Regions from separate parts of the Homo sapiens genome. Here region 1 is linked to region 2. A link is a contact called in ENCODE Hi-C or POLR2A ChIA-PET data. All regions are on one chromosome and are shown on one strand. The core of a region is the stretch at or near the end of the contact, and the rest is flanking DNA. Distances in the headings are between cores, read along the strand shown.

Evidence for each region. A loop is a pair of places that touch in the nucleus more often than their neighbours do. ChIA-PET counts read pairs that join two places held with the same protein, here RNA polymerase II (POLR2A). Pooled maps may share reads with other maps.
Region 1: a pooled map shows a loop between it and region 2 (2.3-fold over the local background). The contact joins two enhancer-like sites. A Hi-C loop is called at or near these places in 5 of 168 maps with a recorded cell type or tissue (Caco-2, HCT116, HepG2 and 2 more), 3 of 37 single-sample maps with no recorded cell type and 12 of 50 pooled maps. POLR2A ChIA-PET finds 5 or more read pairs at or near these places in 31 of 52 experiments (A549, B cell, BJ and 26 more).

Annotation. Positions count from the first base shown.
Region 1 is chr16:30,843,287-30,846,499 of GRCh38, reverse strand. It overlaps a transcript of BCL7C not described here. Among named protein-coding and RNA genes, the nearest start is that of MIR4519, 30 kb to the left of the region's middle. RefSeq lists enhancers at 1,650-1,749, 1,790-1,879. Within about 2 kb of position 1,604, at least 9 of the 41 ENCODE cell types and tissues checked have a DNase peak (open chromatin) inside an H3K27ac peak, as active enhancers do.
Region 2 is chr16:30,804,359-30,807,369 of GRCh38, reverse strand. All of the region lies in intron 1 of LOC124903679 (a long non-coding RNA gene), which reads right to left. Among named protein-coding and RNA genes, the nearest start is that of ZNF629, 19 kb to the right of the region's middle. RefSeq lists silencers at 1,633-1,722, 1,863-1,922. Within about 2 kb of position 1,394, at least 36 of the 41 ENCODE cell types and tissues checked have a DNase peak (open chromatin) inside an H3K27ac peak, as active enhancers do.

The sequences.
Region 1 (3,213 bases), core at 355-2,854, 39 kb before region 2:
ATCCCAGAACTTTGGGAGGCCTAGGTGGGCGGATCACGAGGTCAGGAGATCGAGACCATCCTGGCTAACACAGTGAAACCCCGTCTCTACTAAAAATACAAAAAAATTTAGCCGGGCGTGTTGGTGGGCGCCTGTAGTCCCAGCTACTCGGGAGGCTGAAGCAGGAGAATCTCTTAAACCCAGAAGGCGGAGCTTGCAGTGAGCTGAGATCGCGCCACTGCACTCCAGCCTGGGCCACAGAGTGAGACTCCATCTCCAAAAAATAAATAAATAAATAAATAAATAAATAAATAAATAAATTTTAAAATTAGCCAGGCATGGTGGTGCAAACCTGTGGTCCCAGCTACTGAGGAGGCTGAGGCTGAAGGATCTTTCTTTTTTTTTTTTTTTGAGATGGAGTCTCGCTCTGTTGCCCAGGCTGGAGTGCAGTGGCGTGATCTCAGCTCAGCTCACTACAACCTCTGCCTCCCGGGTTCAAGCAATTCTCCTGCCTCAGCCTCCGGAGTAGCTGGGACTACAGGCACCTGCCACCATGCACAGCTAATTTTTGTATTGTTAGTAGAGACGGGGTTTCACCACGTTGGCCAGGCTGGTCTCGATCTCCTGATCTTGTGATCCGCCTGTCTCGGCCTCCCAAAGTGCTGGGATTATAGGCATGAGCCACTGCGCCCAGCTGAAGGATCTCTTGAGCCCAGGAGTTTGAGGCTGCAGTGAGCTGTGATTGCACCACTGTACTCCAGCCTGGGCAACAGAGTGCTGTCTCAATAAAAAGAAAAAAAAAAAAAGAATGCAGAAATACAGAGGTGGCAGATATAAAGATCAGCTACTATCCCCGGGGCTGAGATACAGTATCCAATGAAGAATCTTCTCCCACAAGGGCTGAGATCCAGATGTCATTTGAAAGGCATGGCAGAGAAGCCACTGACATGCCTCACCAAATGAGACCTCCTAGAAATCTGCCCTCTGGGGTATCAGGTGAAGCTGCTATTCCACCAAGCACTGTTGGAACCAAGAACTGTAGGAAACTCACTCTGCAGGAGCCCATTGCTGGAAAGAGCTTTGCCAGTGCAAGGATCAAGCACTGTAGAGAGTCAGGCTATTAGAGGAGTCAAGCACGAGAGCATGCAGACTCAGCGAGAGCCCAGTGCCTGAGGAAGCTCTACCCATACAGGAACCAAGTGGCAGAGAAAGCCATGCTTTCTACCTGTTAGATAAAGTGCGCTTGGTGAGAGCACAGTGCTGGAGAAAGCTAGACTGCTACAGAAGCCAAGTACTGGAGAAGCGTGCTCTGCCAGAGTTCAGTGCTAGAGAAAGCCAATAAAGGTCAGGACCAGTGGTGGGTGTGCAAAAACTATCCAAGTGCCAGGAGCCACTCACAGCAAAGGCGGCATGTGGTATGGGATTTGTGGTGTCCATATTGGGGGAGGGAACGTGGTAAAGTGTTGCAAACTGGGGTCTTTGAGCCTCCCAAGGACTTTTCACTCTGGACATGCATCTAGGGCAGAGAACCACTGGGATCTGCCCCTGAAAAACTGCAGCAAGAGCAAGAAAAATGAAACCTCAACAGGACCAGAACCAGGAAGAGCTTCCCCTTCTTCTTGCAATGTCCCACCAGCGCCCTCTACTGACAAAGCATAACATCATGTTCTTTGCAAGGAGAAATGTATTAGAAGTCCAGCCCGTTATCTTAGAGCAGGTACTGGAGGGTGACATTTAGAGCTGAGACAACTGATTGAAAACTGACATAGTGCCAGAATCCCCACATAGGCTCTCTGACTCATAGACTGAAGGTCAATATGACAGGAAGGCCTAAGTGAAAGCCCCTGGAACTTCCCCTCCCTACAGAGAAAAGAAGCCAGTAGAAATACCACATTCCTGAGGGAAGCACAGAGATTAATGCCACCATCAAAAAATTAAAAGAAGCAAGGGTGATGACACCTATCACATGCTCATTTAACCCACCAGTGTGGCCTGTGCAGAAGTCAGATGGATCTCGGAGAATGACTGTGGACTATCATAAACTTTATCAGATGGTGACTCCAATTGTAGCTGCTGTTCCCAGATACAGTATCTTTCTTGGAGCAAATTAGTATTTGTAAGGCTGCTAGTTTGTTTGTTTTTTCCCTTTTTTTTTTTTTTTTTTTTTTTTTTGAGACGGAGTCTCACTCTGTCACCAGGCTGGAGTGCATTGGTGCCATCTGGGCTCACTGCAACCCCTGCCCCCTGGGTTCAAGCAGTTCTCCTGCCTCAGCCTCCCGAGTAGCTGGGACTACAGGTGCGCACCACCACGCCCAGCTAATTTTGGTATTTTTAGTAGAGACGGAGTTTCACCATGTTGGCCAGGATGGTCTTGATCTCTTGACCTTGTGATCCGCCTGCCTCGGCCTCCCAAAGTGCTGGGATTATAGGCATGAGCCACCACGCCCGGACTTTTTTTTTTTTTTTTTTTTTTTTTTTTGAGGCAGAGTCTCGCTTTGTCGCCAAAGCTGGAGTGCAATGGTGCGATCTCAGCTCACTGCAACCTCTGCCTCCCGGGTTTAAGAGATTCTCCTGCCAAGCAGCATCCCAAGTAGCTGGGATTACAGGCATGTGCCACAATGCCTGGCTATTCTTTGTATTTTTAGTAGAGATGAGGTTTCACCATATTGGCCAGGCTGGTCTCCAACTCCTGACCTCAAGTGATCCACCCACCTCAGCCTCCCAAAATCCTGGAATTACAGGCATGACCCACAGTGCCCGGTCTATGCTGCTAGTTTTGAGCAGGGACTGGAGCGAGAGAAGGCTCTGCAGCAAGTCCAGGCTGCATTACATCACATGCTGGTCTACTGTGTGGTGCTTGAGATCCAGCAGATCCGGTAACGCTCAGTGTCCATGGCAAACATGGCAAACACCAATAGAAGAATCCACTCCTTCACACCAACTTTTTTTTTTTGTTTTTTGAGTCAGGGTCTCACTCTGTCACCGAGACTGGAGTGCAGTGGCATGATCACAGCTCACTGCAGCCTCAACCTCCCAGGCCCAAGTGACCCTCCTACCTCAGCCTCCCAAGTAGCTGGGACTACAGGCATGTGCCACTACGCCTAGCTAACTTTTTCATTTTTAGTAGAGACAAGGTCTCACTATGTTGCCCAGGCTGGTCTCAAACTCCTGGTCTCAAGTGATCCTCCTGCCTCAGCCTCCCAAAGTGCTGGGATTACTGGCATGAGTCACGGC
Region 2 (3,011 bases), core at 145-2,644:
AAAGAAAGAAAGAAAAGAAAAGAAAAAAGAAAAAGAAAAAAATGTGAAAGCATCTGTCGTTCTCTGGCACACACTAGGTGCTTGATGCCTTTGATGCCTATCAATTTCCCTCTCTGTCCTTTCTTTGGGAAACTACTTCTCCCAATATAACTTCAAGAGTTTGAAGTTGTATTTTTTTTTTTTTTTAATTGAGACGGAGTCTTGCTCTGTCGCCGAGGCTGGAGCGATCTCGGCTCACTGCAAGCTCCGCCTCCCGGGTTCACGCCATTCTCCTGCCTCAGCCTCCGGAGTAGCTGGGACTACAGGCGCCCGCCACTACGCCCGACTAATTTTTTTGTATTTTCAGTAGAGACGAGGTTTCACCGTGTTAGCCAGGATGGTCTCGATCTCCTGACCTCGTGATCCCCCCGCCTCGGCCTCCCAAAGTGCTAGAATTACAGGCATAAGCCACCATGCCCAGCTAATTTTTGTATTTTTAGTAGAGATGAAGTTTCGTCATTTGGCCAGGCTGGTCTCGAGCTCCTGACCTCAAGTGATCCGCCTGCCTCAGCCTCCCAAAGTGCTGGGATAACAGGCTTTAGCCATCGCGCCTGGCCATTGGCTCCAATAAAAAAAAGAAAAAGAAAAAGAAAAGAAACACTCTTTGCCAGTTGAAACACATTTCCCAGTTGCATCTGCCAATCTGTGACCTCTACTTAGGGAACCAAGATAGATCAGGTTAGAGAGGTAGGCTTGAGCCAGGTTTCAAATCCTCTTGAGAGGTGGGCTTGAGCCAGGTTTCAAATCGTCTTGAATGCCAAGCTGAGTTTTGACTTGAACTCACAGGCAGTGAGTAAATCACTAAAAGGTATTTTTGGAACGAGGGGTGGCCTGAGGCAAGGATTTGGGGACTCCTTGTAGTGGAGTTTCACGTGAAATAAAAGGGAGAGGCAGGCAAGGTTGCAGGTTGTTGCAACGACACAGGTTTGCGGCAGTACGGCTGAGGGAGGGCTGGAAAGACGGGTTGGATGGAAAAGATGAAGCATAAAAGTATGGTCAAGGGAGGACGAGGGAAGCGGACGGAAAGCAGGAGAGAAAAACTGAGGTTCCGATTTGATTGAGAATGAACCCTCTCTCGGGAGGAGGGGCCAGGTAGTTTAGTTTGGTGCTGGTAGTGCTGAGTTTGAGAAGCTGACCCCAAAATCTGGTCTTGACCGCAACACGGAGTGGGGCCTGAGCTCCTCGGTGCAGCCCCAGCTCCGCTACTCGCTGCTGAACGACCTTGGACGAGCCCATGTCTAAATCAGACTTGATAAAGGAGTCGCCTCTAAGGAGGAACTGGGATCCCCTCCTTCCCAGGCTGGTGCTCGGGAGGGTGGAGGATGGAAGGAGCGGGTCCTTCCCCCAGGGAGCTCGGGGTCTACAGCAGGGCGGGGAAGCGGCCCTTCCAGAAGAGGCAGGAGAGGGTCGCTCCCTCGGCCAGCCTCGGGCCGCCTGGGCTTTACTGGGAAAAGCAGCCGAGGTCCTGGAAGAGTCGCGCCCCGCGGCCCCCGAGGAGAGCCGCGGCCCTCTCCTTGCCTCCCCAGCGCCTGATTCTCCCTTGCTGGAATTCGGGAGTCAGGGATGCCTTTGGGGAATCCCTTCCCCTCCTTCGGTCCTCGGCACTGCCTCTGAGCTCGGAGGCCCCGGTCGCCTGGGCCCGGACGCCGGCCCGGACGCCAGCCCGGGAAGCAGCAGGTCAGGAGCGGGAGCCGGAGCCAAAGCTGGACCCAGGCCGGAAGTGCGGCGCCCTCCGTGGGCCTCTCTAGGAGCGGAGGCGACCGCGTCTCAGTGGGAATAACCCCTTCAGCTCCGGGAGGCCGTCGCCGCGTGAGGTGTTCGCTCGCTTTCCTCCTGAGAAGGGCCGAATGATGGCCGCTAGTCACTCTGGGGACATTTGGAGGATTGAATGCCTGTAACCGCGCAGGGCCCACGGCCTGGGTTTCCATCCCCGATCCGCCTCATGGCTGAGCTCCTCGGACAAGTTATTCAACCTCTCTGAGTCACAGCTTTCTTCCTTGCAAGGGGTTGCTGTAAGGATTCCATGAATTAATGCATGTGCAGCACTCAGAAGAGAGGCTGGACCCCGCGTGGTGGCGCGCGCCTGTGATCCCAGCACTGGGAGGCCAAGGCGGGAGGATAGCGTGAGCCCAGAGGCTTGAGGCTGCAGTGAGCTATGATCACGCCACTGCATTGCAGCCTGGGTGACAGTGAGACACTGTCTGGAGGGGAAACAAAAAAGCTATATATCATTTTTTTCCATTATTTATACTCTGCTATAAAAGAACTTTTGGTGGAGGGTCACGTTTGAGACATGAGAATAAGAAACATGATAAAAATGATAGTAATAACTGCTATTTACTGAGAGCCTTCTGTGTGCTAGGTTCCTTACACACCTTATCTCTATAACCTCAGGGCAATTCTGTGAAGGGAATGTTAATATTATTCCCATTTTATGGATTAAGAAACGGGTTAGGCCAGGCGTGGTGGCTCACGCCTGTAATCCCAGCACTTTGGGAGGCCGAGGCAGGTGGATTACAAGGTCGGGAGTTCAAGACCAGCCTGGCCAACGTGATGAAACCCCCTCTCTACTGAAAGTATAAAAATTAGCCGGGTGTGGTGGCGGGCGCCTGTAATCCCAGCTACTTGGGAGGCTGAGGCAGGAGAATCGCTTGAACCCAGGGGGCAGAGGTTGCAGTGAGCCGAGATCACACCACTGCACTCCAGCCTGGGCGACAGAGTGAGGCTCCGTCTTAAAAAACAACAACAACAATAAACGGGTTAATGGCCAGGTGCGGTGGCTCATGCCTATAATCCCAGCACTTTGGGAAGCCGAGGTGGGCGGATCACGAGGTCAGGAGTTTGAGACAAGCCTAGCTAACATAGTGAAACCCCATCTCTACTAAAACTACAAAAATTAGCCAGGCATGGTGGCACGCAGCTGTAGTCCCAGCTACTCGGGAGGCTGAGGCAGGAGAATCGCTTGAACCCGG